3 separate regions of the Homo sapiens genome follow, and regions 1 and 2 are each linked to region 3. A link is an interaction called in ENCODE POLR2A ChIA-PET data of the cell type or tissue named here. Cell type or tissue: A673. All regions are shown on one strand. Each heading gives the region's core, and the rest is flanking DNA. Links, peaks and the distances in the headings are about the cores only.

The links. Peaks named below come from ENCODE experiments on the same cell type or tissue, not always from the same donor. Only the 100,000 strongest peaks of a DNase experiment are listed, where the experiment ranks them.
Region 1: POLR2A ChIA-PET joins it to region 3 with 5 read pairs; 2 of 35 experiments call an interaction of 5 or more read pairs at or near these places.
Region 2: POLR2A ChIA-PET joins it to region 3 with 6 read pairs; 1 of 35 experiments calls an interaction of 5 or more read pairs at or near these places.

The regions. Positions count from the first base shown.
Region 1 is chr1:114,054,256-114,059,606 of GRCh38, forward strand. No RefSeq gene overlaps it. Among named protein-coding and RNA genes, the nearest start is that of OLFML3, 77 kb to the left of the region's middle. RefSeq lists an enhancer at 3,899-4,753. In A673, for the core only: no CTCF peak of the experiment used is centred there; no DNase peak of the experiment used is centred there.
Region 2 is chr1:114,877,972-114,883,322 of GRCh38, forward strand. It overlaps SYCP1 (synaptonemal complex protein 1), which reads left to right. Exons shown (of 32, transcript NM_003176.4): 12 at 123-231. Among named protein-coding and RNA genes, the nearest start is that of SYCP1, 26 kb to the left of the region's middle. In A673, for the core only: no CTCF peak of the experiment used is centred there; no DNase peak of the experiment used is centred there; H3K27ac peaks cover 681 bases.
Region 3 is chr1:114,195,366-114,200,716 of GRCh38, forward strand. No RefSeq gene overlaps it. Among named protein-coding and RNA genes, the nearest start is that of SYT6, 44 kb to the left of the region's middle. In A673, for the core only: no CTCF peak of the experiment used is centred there; DNase peaks (open chromatin) are centred at 656, 2,016, 2,386 and 2,796; H3K27ac peaks cover 5,000 bases.

The sequences.
Region 1 (5,351 bases), core at 108-5,107, 140 kb before region 3:
TATATTGTGTATGTGTGGTGTGTGGTGTGTGCATGTGTGGTGTACATGGCATTTGTATGTATGGTATATGGTGTGTAAGTGCAGTGTGTGTATGTGTGATATATGGTGTGTGGCATGTGTATGTGCAGTGTGTGTATGTGTAGTATATGGTGTGTATGTGTAGTATATGGTGTGTATGTGTAGTATGTGATGTGTGGTACATATATGGCATGTGTAGTAGGTTGTATGTGTAGTGTGGTGTGGTGTATGTGTGGCATATATTGTGCACGTGTGCTGTGTGTGTGTGTGGTATGTGTGATCGTGTGTGATGGCGGACTGTTCTCTTTTCCCTCTCTTTTCCTCACCTCCTTTCCCCATTATCCCTCAGGACTGAAAGAAGGCTTTCCTTACTGGGTTCTATCCTCCACCTACCATAGAGAGAGCTTCATGGCTGCACGGGCACTCTAAAAGCTGGTTCCTGCAACACTAAAGGGGAAGATAAAGGAGTTTTGAAGATGATAGCCTGTGTTTATGGAATACTTGCTATGTTCCAGATACTTCCTAACTGCTTCTAAGTGTTATAGTGCTTGACATCTAGAAAGAATTCAATAATATTATGTTTTGCATGTATTAGCTCATTAACTTCTCACAGCAATCCCCAGAGGTCAGTGCTATTATTACCCCATTTTACAGATAAGGAGACTAAGTCCTAGAGAAATTCAGTAACTTGTTCAAGGTCACACAACTGGTAAATGGCAGAACCTGGACTCAGCCCAGATATTTTGCCTCTAATTTTCTCATTTTAGTCAATTGGCAATTCCACCTCTCTCAAGACAATAGCCTGAATCTAAAAATTAGTGCCTTGCAGAGAAATCTCATTTTAAATGTCAATAGCAGAATATTAGCTCTTTATTTCTTTTTGCATTATTCTGCCTATGCAATTTAATCTCTCCCAAGGCAGAGGAATGCTTGGGGCCAATTGAGGGAAAAGGTCATATTCTCTGAAACACAAAAGAGAAAAACACATTAATAATTTTTCCAAATAGTGCCCTCTTTACAATAATAATAAAAACAATAGTAATGACATAGAAGCAGAAAAATAGGACTGTGACAGGGCAAACATGGAGAGCTCTTGGCCAAGCCAACTCACCACTCTCTCCTCCACAAGGCTCTTCTGATGAACTAACAGGGCCTCAGCCAAGAGGTGTCCCAGGATGATGAAAATCCCCTAGAACTGCTAGAGCTTCACTGCTCACCAAGGCACATTCTGCCCATGAGGCTTGTTGAATTTCTCAGCTACAAAGAGAAGATGCCCCATTAGGTGCACTCAAGAAGACTCTGTCTTGTTTGACAGTTGTTTTTTAGGGTAACTAAATAGACTGGTATCCTGTGGCTTGGGTAACAGGAGCTACCCCTTTTGCTTCTGAAAAAGTTAAGTTTCTGAACCAACAAGACTAAAGACAAGATGTAGGGGATGGTAAATTAACCAAGACAAACACCCTCTCATGGGACCCAACTGGGCAGCCAGGCATTCCTATGGCTCCCCTGCTCTGTCTCTGTGTGAGGCTGGGGTCCCTGGACAGAAAAGCCTGAGACAAAGGCTGAAATGCGAGGATTTCCTGGGAGACTGCATGAGTGAGAGTCAGAGCGGGTGAAGCAGGATGGAGGGAGAGCTCACTCAAAGACATACTGGCAAGTGAGCTACTCGCTGATTGCCTGGTTGCATAGGACTGCCTGAGAAGCCATCTGACAAGCTCTCAGAATTGTCTATCTGGAGGAAAGAAAGAGAAGCATTCAGTTAGTTCCCATCCCTCTTTGGTTGAGGTTTGTCCCTCCACAAACTGGCCTATGTTAACTCCCGGGCATTTCCAGGTTCCCCTCAACACAGGTAGGAGCCCTGGATGGGAAGAGAGCAGGGCTGGGGTGATGGGGATCAGGTTTGAGCTGAAGATGCTCTCAGCTCACTGAGGACTGATGGCTGCATGAAAAGGGGGAGGTAAGGCCAAGAGTGTCTGGGAGATGCAAAAGAGGTGTGTGTGGATGCGCCTTCTTCAAACTGCACAACTGGCAGTGTGAGCTCCGCAGGTCACCTCAGCCTTCTGGGTGTTAACTTTCCTCATCCATAAAGGTGGGGCCAGGGAGATGCTCAGCATGGAACAAAACATCCAAATGAGACCCAAGGAGAAAGCGTGGATTGGGTACCATCCCAGCGGGTAGGAGAAGACTGCCAGGGAAGGCGTGTCTTGGGGGTCAAGTGAAGGAGGTAAGGCTGAGTCGAAGGCCTGGGAAGGCTCTCAGGATAGGAGGACAATGGAAGCTCAGTTTGAGTAAAACAGCAAGTGATTGGGGGATTGAGGAGGTGGCAGCCTTCGATGTGTAGTGTGATGTGAAGTGTGGCCAGAAGTGTGGGCTCTGATTCTAGCTCTGCCACTGACAGTGTGACCTTGGACTTCCACCATCCACCAGCTCCAGGTGCCAGTTCTCCATCTGTAAAGAGAAGGAGGTATTTAGGGCTCTTAGAGTTTTGGGTGTTTCCTCACAGCAACATGGGTAAGAGCAGAGGGACCTCACTGGATGGAACTGGTGCTTGGCAGCTGACCCTGCTATGGGGGTGGATGTGGTCTTTTTACCCCCACAGAACTAGGTATGGATGTCTTTACTGATGTGGCAGGTAGATATTCAGTTCTAAGATTCCTGATGAAATAGCAGGATTTCAACAGATAGTAGAGCTGAGAGGAAGCTGGACTAAGTAACAGCTGGCACCAGAGAGGTGGTTCTGGGGTTAGTCAAGCCCAGATATCTAGCAAGGCTTCATGGTCTGGGCTCCTTTATGTGGGAGGAGGGCTCATTTGTACAAGTAAGGCAGGCCTTTAATCAGTCCTTCCAGGTGGCTACTGTGGCAGCAGTGGTAGCTGATCACCAAAGATGCAAGCTCTCCTTTCACAGTGTAGAGGTATTGTTAGGATGCAGTTGTCTAGTTATATACCATGCTCCTCAATCCACTGTCTTCAGCTGCACCCATAGGACTAGCACTGAGCAAAAGAATGTAAGCAGAAATAATGTGTGCCATTTATAAGCTGAGGAGATGAATTATCAGCTGTGCCTTACTCCACTCTTTTCCCCTTCCAAGACTTAGAGACTGCATGTTGAAAATGATAGCATTACAAGATGGAAGGAGCCTGGATCCCTGAGTCACTGGTTGGAGGAGAGTTGCCCAGAAATATTCTCATTAGACTTTTCATGAGCAAGAAATAAAGTTGTTTTCTGTTAACCCAATGATATTTTGAGTTGTTGTCATGACAGTTAACTTATCCTATCTAATACAGCTATCTTAGACACCTTAAATGAGCCCCAAAGCAGAAGGACAGTTATTTGGAGACATGAAACTTGGAGAACCTAAAGATGAGCTCATTGATCAATCTTAGATAATATTTATTACTAATACATGCCAGACTTTCTTCTTGGTTCTAAGGATACAATGTTAGGATGACAAAGTCCACACTCTTGTGAGACTTGCCTGCCAGTGAAGGGAGACAGATAACAAGCTGACATGCTAAATGCATGATTTGTAGGCTCAAAGTATAACTTATTTTGTTATCCACCGTCTATTTGAAGTATACTCAGTGGTCGTGATCTGTTCCTATACTGGAAATGTGGGTAGATTCCATGATTGTTCTGCCCACTCCTAGGTGATAGACAATCCTTTGGTCACTTTAAGTTGTAAAGACAGCCTCAGTTTAAAAACTGGAATGTCCGATGGAAAACAATGATTAAGTGCTTTTATTTTATCCAAAAGTTGAGTTAGCACCTTTGAATTATGGCCTATAGTTGATGGCATCCTGACTGTAGGAAGGGAAGATAGTTTTTTTTCTCTCTTATTTTATCTTCTCTCCCATCTTCCCTCTTGCTGGCTTGTGGGGAAAAGAAAGAGAGATCAGATTGTTACTGTGTCTGTGTAGAAAGAAGTAGACATGGGAGACTCCATTTTGTTCTGTATTAAGAGAAATTCTTCTGCCTTGAGATGCTGTTAATCTGTAACCTTACCCCCAACCCTGTGCTCTCTGAAACATGTGCTGCGTCCACTCAGGGTTAAATGGATTAAAGGCTGTGCAAGATGTGCTTTGTTAAACAGATGCTTGAAGGCAGCATGCTCTTTTAAGAGTCATCACCACTCCCTAATCTCAAGTACCCAGGGACATAAACACTGCAGAAGGAAGGCCGCAGGGACCTCTGCCTAGGAAAGCCAGGTATTGTCCAAGGTTTCTCCCCACGTGATAGTCTGAAATATGGCCTCGTGGGAAGGGAAAGACCTGACCATCCCCCAGCCTGACATCCGTAAAGGGTCTGTGCTGAGGAGGATTAGTATAAGAGGAAGGAACGCCTCTTTGCAGTTGAGACAAGAGGAAGACATCTGTCTCCTTCCCGTCCCTGGGCAATGGAATGTCTCGGTATAAAACCCGATTGTATGTTCCATCTACTGAGATAGGGGAAAACTGCCTTAGGGCTGGAGGTGGGACAGGCGGGCAGCAATACTGCTCTTTAAGGCATTGAGATGTTTATGTGTATGCATATCTAAAGCACAGCATTTAATTCTTTACCTTGTTTATGATGCAGAGACCTTTGTTCACATGTTTATCTGCTGACCTTCTCTCCACTATTATCCTATGACCCTGCCACATCCCCCTCTCCGAGAAACACCCAAGAATGATCAATAAATACTAACGGAACTCAGAGGCCGGTGGGATCCTCCGTATGCTGAACGCTGGTCCCCTGGGCCCCCTTATTTCTTTCTCTATACTTTGTCTCTGTGTCTTTTTCTTTTCCAAGTCTCTTGTTCCACCTAACAAGAAACACCCACAGGTGTGGAGGGGCAACCCACCCCTTCACTGGCTGATATATTGCTTCTTTCAAAGGGGTAGTGTGTGTGAGGGGGTGCTGGTGGTGGTAAGGGGATGGGGCAGTCCTTGCTAGACTGGCCTGGGAGATTTTGTGTTCTTTGGGCCTGGTAGATGGTTAAAGCCGGGTGGATGCATCTTAATTGTGAGAGTTTATTTGCTATTCTTTGTTAGCCCCTAGGAAGAATAGGCCTCTACTTTCAGCTTCTTCTTGCTGGAATTACTGCATCTTCTAGGTGCCCACATTGAGCAGAACCCAAGACAACGGCTCTCTGATTTTTCTTGCATGGTCCATATTAGTCCATAGAATATATTCAAGCATCTGTCTTCATAACAGGCTCTGAAAATGCAGACTGGGACCAATATAACACCCTCTTTCCTGTTTTCCCAGACTAACCACTTAAGTTTTTTCAGTGAGTCAAGCCCAAGTTCAATATCTAACACTCCTCCCATCTCACCAACTTGAGAGAACACACA
Region 2 (5,351 bases), core at 279-5,278, 680 kb after region 3:
AGGGTTAAGTGGACCAGCTGAAAAGCATGTAGACAAGTACATAAAATAATTGTAGGTATTATAAATGTTAAGGTGTCATATTTAAATTTTCATATTGATAATGTATTATTTAAATATTTTAGGTATCACTACTATTGATCCAAATCACTGAGAAAGAAAATAAAATGAAAGATTTAACATTTCTGCTAGAGGAATCCAGAGATAAAGTTAATCAATTAGAGGAAAAGACAAGTAAGAGTTTATATAAGATAATATAATGTGCCTTATGTATTCCTCTTGTTATGTTCTAAACATTGACTTTCATTACAAGTTTGTTGTAATGCTTTCTAGTACTGTACTTCTCAATCTGAGTTGGTTCGGTTGGAGGAGGGCATAATAGATTAACCTGGGGAGCTTTTGTAAAATACATGTACTCTTCTTTTCCTTTTTCCATGCTCTTACCTTTTTCAAATGTTTCAACTATATGCTCCACAGAGACAGAGACCTTGTCTTTTTTGTTCACTGACTTGGAACTGTTGCATTCCAAGTGCCGAGAACAATGCCTGGCACATATAAGGCACTCAAAATTAATAATATTATTTTTGTTTTTTGAGATGGAGTCTCACTGTATCACCCAGGCTGGAGTGCAGTGGCACAATCTTGGCTCACTGCAACCTCTGCCTCCCGAGTTCAAGCGATTCTCCTGCCTGAGCCTCCCTAGTAGCTGGGACTATAGGTGTGTACCACCACGCCTGGCTAATTTTTGTATTTTCCTAGAGACGGGTTTTCGCCTTGTTGGCCAGGCTGATTTCGAACTCCTGACCTCAGGTGGTCCACCCGCCTCAGCCTCCCAAAGTTCTGGGATTACGGGCGTGAGCCACTGCGCCTAGCAAAAATTATTTTTTGAATGAACAAATCATATGGGAGCATGATGGAGAGAGTTACTAATTTTTCCCAGAGAGAGACCTTTAGAAAGGCATTAGGGAAAAACTGTTGAACTGTTTAAAAGTTTACTAGACAGTGAACTGGAGTAGACAATACAGGTGGAATAAACGGCTTGTGCAAGTCATGGAAGTAGGAATGTTAGGGTATATTTTTAGTAAACTGACTGGTGTGGCAACATCTTATTGAACTCAGACAGATGAAATTGTAAAAGATTTGGATCCCTTTATGAAGGATCCTGAGTGTTATGTCATGTTTAGACTGTCTTATTAGGGAATATTTTTCAAACTTTTTTAAACGGCAGGACACTTAGAAGGCATAGTGTTTGTGAAACACCATGCACCTTCCAGAACATTATAGGGATATTATGGCATTTGTTGTTTTTCTATTCTTCAGAACATTCTCTTGTCTTCACATGGCAAATAATTATCTGGTTTCTGCCAATCTATACCTGCTAATTTCATCTTACTGTCATTACTATATGATATACTCCAGATATATTGAAATAATTTAACTTCATCTATATTTTGTGCTCTTTCAATCCCACCCCATGCTTTTGGCTACTTCCTGTACTCAAAATGAATCTCTTCTCTCCACCCCAAGTCTGTTGGCTAAATTCTTAGTAAGGGCATAAACATTACCTGTTTGTCCCCTGTGACTAGGAGTGTATTGAGGAGGGATTGGGTCTTAAATATCTTTGTAACTGTAGTGCCCAGTATATGGTTTTGCACATAATATGAGTTCAATAGTTGGATGAATGAAATAATATTTAATCTTATCATATAAACTGAAAAAATTAATAAATAACTGTAATTCTATATGATTCCTGTAGACTCATACCCACTGAAGTGTGTTCATTTAAGTGACTTTTCATTGTTTTCCATAAGTATGTATCTTCCACTTGTTTTTCTCTGTGTTCAGTGTGGATATTTTTTACTGATCTGTTATCTAATCCTGGCTGTGATGTGTCTAATTTGCTTTAAATCTATCTACTGAATTCTTAACTTTAAATGAATCATGTATTTTTCATTTTGAAGTTTCCATTTGATTACTTAAGAGTCCAATTCTGTGGTTAAGTTTTCTCCTCTTTTAAAAATCTCATTTTTCACCTCTTAAATATATATTCGTCATTGATATTTTATAGCTATTCTCTGTTTATTTCAATATATGTCTCATCTGTTGGTTTATTTCTATCGTTTCTTTTTTAAAACTATGGTAAAATACTTGTAACATAAAATTTACCACCTTAATCATATTTAAGTGTCCAGTTCTATAGCATTAAGTATGTTCACATTGTTATGCAACCATAACCACCATCTTTCTTCTCCAAGAACTCACCATCCAAGAACTCTTTTCATCTTGCAAAATGGAAACTCTGTACCCATTAAAAAATAACATCCCATTCCCTTCTTCCTGCAGCTTCTGGCAACCACTATTTGATTTTCTTTCTTTTTACTTTTTCTTTTTTATTTTGCTGTTTGGGCATTTGTTGTTATCCTTTGGTGTGCCCTGTAATTTTTAAAATTAAATCCTGTGCATTGTAATAAGAAAAATCTTGGAGCTTCCCGATGATGTTGTCTTTTCTCTGCTGGAGAGAAATTGGGGGTATGTTGGGCTGATTATCTGATTCCAGTTAGAGACTGAGCTAAATGAAAGGAAACTGGCCAAGTATATAAGGTTTTTCAGGTTTTCAATTTTGTTTCTTCAGCTCTTTGAGACCTCTCAAAAGTAAGCTGGCTTTTCTGTACCTTAGCAACAGGCCTCTGCCTGGGTTAAGACAGCATCTTAGTCTTTTGCTTATGCCCAGATCGGCAGATGTCAGTTGTACTTTATCAGTTCACTTTCAGCAGTTTTCTTTTAAGAATCTTAGCCCGTTTAGTCCTTTTATGTCATTTTGTCTTTTCTGGTTGTTTCCAGCGTGAGAGTTGGTATGCTACTAACTACTCCACCCTCCCTAGAAATATTCATTTAAATTAATTATGATCAACTAATTTTTGTTTTCCTTTTTAATGTTTGCTTGTTATTGCCTAATTTATTTTGTCACTTGCTAATAATAGTTGGTTCTTAAAGAGTATTAATTATCAAAAATTTAAGTAGATAACAATTAGATTTTACATGATTTCATTATTTCTTATGGCTGAACAGTATTCCAATTTGTGTATATACACACACACACACACACACACACACACACACACACACATTTCTTTATCCAGTCATCTGTTGATGAACACTGGTTGATTCCATATTGCTATTGTGAATAGTGCTACAATATGTGTATTTTAGTTCTATAGATGGAACATTATTATTACTGTTTTGTACAGACAATATTTATTTCGTTTTACCCATGTATTTTTTTCAATTTCTTTGCTCTTTTTTTTGGTATCTTAAACTTTTCATTCAGACCATTTTCTTTCTGTTTTGAAGAGGAATATTTAGAATCTCCTTTAGTGAGAATATGTTTGTGATTAGCTGTCATAGATTCCATTTGTCTGAAAATTTGTTTATTCATTCTCATCCATAAAGGATATGTTTGCATGATATGTCTTTCTAGGTTGGCACACTGTACATTATTTCTAGACATTTCTTTTAGCACATGGAAGGTATTATCCTTCCTTCCTTCCTTCCTTCCTTCCTTCCTTCCTTCCTTTCTTGATGGAGTCTCGCTCTGTTGCCCAGGCTGGAGTGCAGTGGCACAATCATGCCCTCAAGTGATCCTCCCAACCCAGCCTCCTGAGTAGCTGGGATACAGGCAGATGCCACCACACCTGGCTAATTTTAACATTTTTTGTAGAGACAGGGTTTCACTGTGTTGCTCAGGATGGTCTCAAACTCCTGGGCTCTAGCGATCCTCCTGCCTTGGCTTCCCAAAGTCCTGGGATTACAGATGTGAACCACCACGCCTGGCTTACTTTGTTGATTTTAAGAAGTCAGTAATATCTTTTCCCTCTCTTATGGGTTTTCAGATTTTCTTCATCTTCGATTTTTAGCATTTACAGTATAATATGTTAACTCATACGCTTAGTTTTGTTTAATAGCTTCTTCAATCTGTAAATTACTGTCTGTTACTATTGTTTCTTGGAAATTCTCAACAATAATCTCTTCAGATATTGTATTTGCTCTACTTTCTGTTTCCTCATTTTCTGAGTAAGAAAAAAACGTGGAAAAAACCCGTGTTGCATCTTGGGAGGCTGAGGTGGAAGGATCACTTGAGCCCAGGAGTTCGAGGTTACAGTGAGCTATGATTGCTCCATTGCACTCCAACCTGGGTGGCAGAGTGAGACCCTGTCTCAAAACAAACAAACAAACAAACAAACAAACAAACCAAACAAAACCAAACCCGAAACCAAAATAAAAACCTTCATTAATTTTCTAACTCTTCTTTGACTCTTAATCTCTTTTTTCTATTTCAACAGTTTTGCCTTTCTATACCTTATCCTAATTTCTTTTTACCTGTATTGTAATTCACTAATTTTCTTCTCTTTTATTTCTCACACATCATGAAATTCCTCCATTTTATTTTTAGTTACTAAGATGTTTATTTTAAGATGTTATTCTTCTTTTTCTAACCTGCCATTCTACTTTATCTAGTTTTCAGTTTCTTCTTATTTTCGAGGTTGTCTTTTCTTTAAATATACAAACCATAGCTGTTTTATAGTCCTTTTCTGATTTTTTTATTTTAAATGTTTGTGATTCTCTTTCTGTCTTGTTTATGATAGTTTTTAGTCAAAGTACCTTGTTTGCTTGTGTGCCTTATTGTTTTTGACTTTATGCTCATTTTTTTTACTTGAAAAAAAAGATTACTTGTAGGAATAAGTTAAGGCCTGCTTAACATCCACCTGGAAGGATTTGCTTTTTTTCCCCCCATGCACATGATATTTCTATCCATTTGGGACAACCTTAAGGCAGCTTGAACGCTTGGGGTGTCCTGAACTACGCAGGTGATTTGAACCTGGGCTGCAAATCTGCCTGTGAGTTGGTTTACTTTTGTTTGCTCCTTACATCAAAACTGTCCCGGCTTATTGTACAAAAGTTTACTTCTTAGACACCCTCTACCTTCTGTAATCTTTGGGTTTTCATATATCTTAAATTCTCTATCCCATCATATTTCAAACCAAAAGTCCAACTTTGCCAGGGTCTGCAAATGCCCTCTGGGCACAAGCAAGTTTTGTGGTTACCTTACTTCTATAGGTTTCTATTTTCTCTTCATTTTTGGCCTGGCAAATTCCTATTTTTGTCAGGAGCTTAATGCTTTAATATTCTTAATATTTGATCTTGAATTTTTATTCCCTTTTACAGAAGTGTTTAAATGACAAAGCTCATCATTATCGCTTTGGAGTTTTCAGTTTCAATTTTATGTATTACTTCTAGTAGTTTTATTGATTTACTGATATCTTCCTTTAGTTTACAAAGTATGTGATAATACTTAT
Region 3 (5,351 bases), core at 125-5,124:
GACTGATAACAGTGCTTGCAAGGACACCTGTAACTACAACTGTTGACTATCTGCTACATTCCAAAACTGTTCTGGATGCTTCCTATACGTAACCTTGTATAACTTTCACACAATCCTATTAAGTAGGTATTATTACTAATCCCATTTTGTAGATGGGAAAACTGAACTTCAGAGAAGCTAAGCCAGATTTGAACCCTCAGCCCATGCCCTCATCACTACACTCCAGCATCTTTCTCTCCTTCCAAGTGTCATCTAGGTAATGTCACACAGTGGTCCACACTGAGAGGCAAAGGCCAGAGCTAGGAACCATTAACAGCCATCTTCTAATGCAGAATTTCCCAAGCTATGTTCTGTAGAACAAATCCTTGAGATGCTGGGCAGAGAAGTAGTTCCCAGGTCATATACACACAAGACAGGTTTTATTTTCTGTCTGTCTCCTGGAGGTTTACAATGTGCAGCAGCTCTGATAATGACTAGGCAATTTATTGAGATTATATTTTGCATTTTGTTCTCACTGTAGTTTTTGTTCCCCAATATTTTCTCTCTGAGAAAGTTTCCTGTCTTTTTTTGGTGCCCTCTTGATTGAGAGATTTGTTTTGTAGGATCTACGTAGTCACTTTTTGACACACCCTTCCTGTCTTTGATTGGGAGAAATTCTGCTCGATCCTCCCAGAGTGGGGAGGAAATGGGCAAGTGCTTTTGCCTGGTAGAGAGTGGGTTCGGAAGGCAAAAGCAGACAGAGGAGTTAGAAATTCTCCAAGATGAAAAGGGAGAAGAAGTTGGGGGGTTCTGGGAGAAGTTGGCACCAGAAAGGGCCCCTGTGGAGCTGTCAGGACCTGATGGGGCATGTGAAGAAGCTGGGCACCAGGTACTGAGTCTCTGGCCTCAGCAAAGCTCCCCAAACCCAACCCTGGCACAAGCTCAGCAGAACCATTCCCCGTCACACAGTCACGCAGGCCTGGACCAAGAGACCATTGTTGATGCCACTCTATCCTGAGCCCAGAGGGTCCCACTCTGTGTCATACCTCAGTACATTGTCATATCCCTGGAGGGGGAGGGCAGGATCAGAGGAACCCTCAGTGACAGCTGAGGATAGATTTTCCATTAGTCCAGTGGGTTGGAGGTTCAGGTTCAGTCAATTTGACTTTAAGAAAATAAGGCAATATGACAGTTCTTGCACATCCAAGTTTGAATTTCAATTCTTACCCACTAAATTTGATAATTCATGATTTGTTAACTTTTTAAACACATGAAACCTGTATTAGCAATTATTGGAATTTTGGTCACTAGATCACCTTTTGGGAATTCTAACTTTAGAACATTGGCCTCCATGTGACTTAACCTCCCAGGAATAATGGGGCCAACTAGACCAGGTAAGCAAGACAAGAAGCAAGAGGGGTAGAGAGCAGGAGGGGAGAGTAGGAGAGGGAGAAAGAATGAAAAGGGGAAAGAAAAGAAGTGAGGGAGAAACCAAGAAGAAGAGAGAAAAAGCCAGGGAAGTGAGAGGAGCAGAAGAAGATTGAGCCAGAGAACCATGGGAGAAAGGGACAGAGAAGAGAGGAGAGGCAGAGATTGGAGGAGGGGGAGGGGAAGGAGAATCCACCATGCATCAGGTGGGGACTTGGCCATGCACTCAGAACACCCAGGAGAAGGACAGGGCAGCACTCTGCCTGGCCTGTGAGTAAAGCACACCTAGGGGTTGCAGTTCCATATGGGTGTTCTGTGAGAGGGAGGAGAAGGCTGGATGTGAGGCTGAGAAGAGTCCCAGCTTGTTTTGAGGGTGCATTCCTTTCAGAGAGGCACCCCAGTGTGATGACTGACATTCCACTGCTGAATAGAGGAGCTCCCCAGCTAGAGTAGAGTAGCCACAGCTAGAGGTTCAGCCAGGGCTTGAGTCCTAGAGCGTGTCATACAGGTGGTGCCTGGATTTCCGCCTGTCCAAGGGGCAAAGCTGACAATGGGTGCCTTCTGTGAGCCCTCTCCATCTCTGCCCTTCTCCTTCTTTGGAATCATTCCTCTCACCTCCCTTCCAGGCATCTTCGGGGAAGATGTCTAATAAACCTATTCTTATTAAGTGTCTTAATCTTTTATCCTTCCCCAAAAGTATAGGAAGGTGGGGAAAGAGCAAGGAAACAATCTCCAATTGTGAGATTTTCATAGGCTGTGCCTAGACAATGGGAGAGGTGCTTAGGAAGGAAGGAGGGAAGGAAGGAAGGAAGGAAGGAAGGAAGGAAGGAAGGAAGGAAGGAAGGAAGGGGATTAAGTATTTTGGCCAGATTTTCTCTGGTTTTTCTTAGGGTGAGACAGATGACTAAGCTAAAAATACAAAGTCTGACCATGAAGCTGAATGGTGAAGTGAACTGGAAATCAGGAGACTAGATACAGACCTGCCTTGGCTAGTTGGCTGCAAGGCCTGGAGTAGGTTATTCACCCAATGCTCCTTTTGTCTACAAGGGGGTGAAACTGAAGGGTTCAATCTAGACATTTCCTCTTGTAGGGTACCTCCCAGCTCTAATATTCAATAGTTCCATAAGTAGAGTTTAATGTAAAAATCAAGTAACACTTGCAAGTAAATTAACCCTGTATATTCAAAGAGCTATACTTAGTGGTACTTTGCCCTCCAGAACAAGTGTTTCTGGGATCAAATGCACATTGATGGAGCAAGGGGAGATCGGGAAAGAGTCTGTGGCTCTGCCTTTCCCTCTCTCCCAGCCCAACACCCAGAAGGAGAAGCTTTCTGGCTTCTACCAACTTTAGCGTGGATGCCTGAGGCCCAGCCTTCCCCAACTTTGTCTTAGGGAAGGGAGATGTAACACCATGACTCAACCTTGAATCCCTTTACTGGCATTATTCCCCCAACAACCTTGAGGGAGTATGCTAGTCAAGACTTTAGGTGACAAATGTCAGGAGCTGAAACTAGTTTAAAAAAAGGGAGGGGGGATTTATTAGCTCAGAAAGCTGGGACATCCAGAAAGGTATCTGCTTTCAGACATGGCAAGAACCAGGAAATCAAATGACTTCATTAGGGCTCTCTCTTTCTGTGTTAACCTCTGCTTATTTCTGCTTGGCTCCCTTCTTTGGACAGCCTGTTTCACATAGTAGGTTAGATAGCTAACCACACCCCCAGACTCCTATGCTCCCATTTTAGCAGCTCTAGTAGAAAAGAATCTGTCTTTCTTGATAGCCCCACCAGTAAGAACTGACTGACCCATTTGGGTCATATGCTCCTTCTTGAATCAGCCTTGGTGGTTGGGGGATGAAATACTCTGATTGGATGTACCTGGGTCACATGCCGCCCTTGTCACTGGGAGAATAAAGTGGATGTCAGCTCCATTTGAACCCCATGGAATGGGTTACCTACAGGAAAAGTTGTAGAGAAGGGATTCCACTAGATGAAACATCAGATTTCCTCAAATAGAATGTCTTCAAGCCCATTATACAGATGAGAAAATGGAGGATCAGACTGGTTATATAACTCACCAAGGTTTACAAAACTAGGAAATCACAGAGCTTGGACTTGAAGCCACATTTGTCCAACACAAAAGTGCGTGTTTTAACCACAGCACTCTGCTAGCTCAACTGTCTCAGCATCCTCAAGAGCCCCATGACTCCAACTTTGAATACTTGGGCTTGTCATTTACGGTTCTCAAAATAACTGAAGTTGCAGGCAGCCTAACAATGCATTCGAGACCCCTGGCTCCTCAAAGGAGCTTGCCGATCTGCTCTGTTTCTCTTCTTCTGCCTCTCCCTAGTTGGAAGGAAGGAGCTAGGGAACCATAATCACGCCTCTCATTGCCTCTTCCAAGGCTAGATACACAGGTATGTGGAATAGGCTGAATGCCACCATTTAAGACAAATGTTCTCAACCACAGTGTGCTCACAATGGCATGGTGAATAATTTGTGAGGTGTGTTGCAAGTAACTTGTTTTGTTAATAGTTAAAATACTGGAGTTTGCAAATGATTTATCTTTTTATAAAAATAAGCAAGAGAAAATTCAAGGCTATCCCTATAACAACACACACTGTGTTCACTTGTATTCTTTTTTATACTTTTTTGAGTGGGAGAGAGAGGTAAAGTTAAAGCAAGCAGGCATTTGTCATTACCCTGGGCATAGCCATGGAAGATTTTCTTTCTTGTGTTCCCACATGGAAAAAGGGCTGAGTATTATTGATTTAAGGGAAGACTTCTGTTCACAAATACCTCCTCAATACCTACTTCCAATTCCACCAAGTAAAAAATACACTGGTTTTAAAAGCTAATGCTGGGTAGGCAGCGTGTTCAACAGTCACTCACATATTGTTGTGAATTATAGGATACCCTTGTTCAAGAATAAGATATTCTAGAAACCTCAAATGAATGGAGACATTTCTGAATACTTTCAGATAATAAAAGCTTCTGAAGGACTAAAAACACAGTCAAACTTTAAAGTGAAGCTTTAAATAGAGCTGAAAGCTTTTTGAGTTAATAGATAATTTTATGCAAAATAACTTTCATACTAGCAAGTAGATTCCTAAGTGAGTGACAGAGTAGGCAGCTGATTTTTTTTTTCCATTGTGGCAAAGTGGAGCTTTATCCTCAGTTCTTTTTACCTTCTGGATATTTTAATTGCACACCAAAATTCACTGCAGCATAGTTACAATAGCCAAGAGGTAGAAGCAACCCAAATGTCATCGATGGGAGAATAAAGAAATGTGGTATGTGTATACAAGGAAATACTACTCAACCTTGAAAAGGAAGGAAATTCTGACACACGCTCCAGTGTGAATGAACCTTGAGGACATTATACCAAGTGAAATAATCCAGCTATAGAAAGAAAAATACTATATGATTCAACTTATATGAGGTATTTCAAGTAGTCAAACTCTTAGGAACAGAAAGTAGAATGGTGGTTGCTAGAGGGTGGGACCGAGGGTGGTGAGGAAAGAGGAATTATTAGCATCATTCCATGATTGTAGAGTTTCAGTTTTGCAAGATGAAAAATCTCTACAGATTCACTGCACAACAGAAAATTGTTAAGATTGGAAATTTTATGTTATGCATTTTTTCCCACAAATTTCAAAAATGGAAAAAAAACAGAAAGGAAAGAAAAAAAAAAAGAAAGGACCAGAAAACTTGAGCTGAGTTATTGTCATTTAAGATGAAAGAAAAAAAAGGGAGGGAACACAGAGGCAGTAATTAGTCCCAGAACCTAATTCTAGGAATGTCCGGAAGTCAAAAGTTACTTGGTGGAATTTAAAGTGGTACTGAGGAGGTATTTGTGGGCAGAAACCCTCCCTTAAATCAATAATGCTCAAGCCTTTTTCCAGGTTGGACACACCAGAAAAAAAATCTCCCATGGCTATACCCAGTG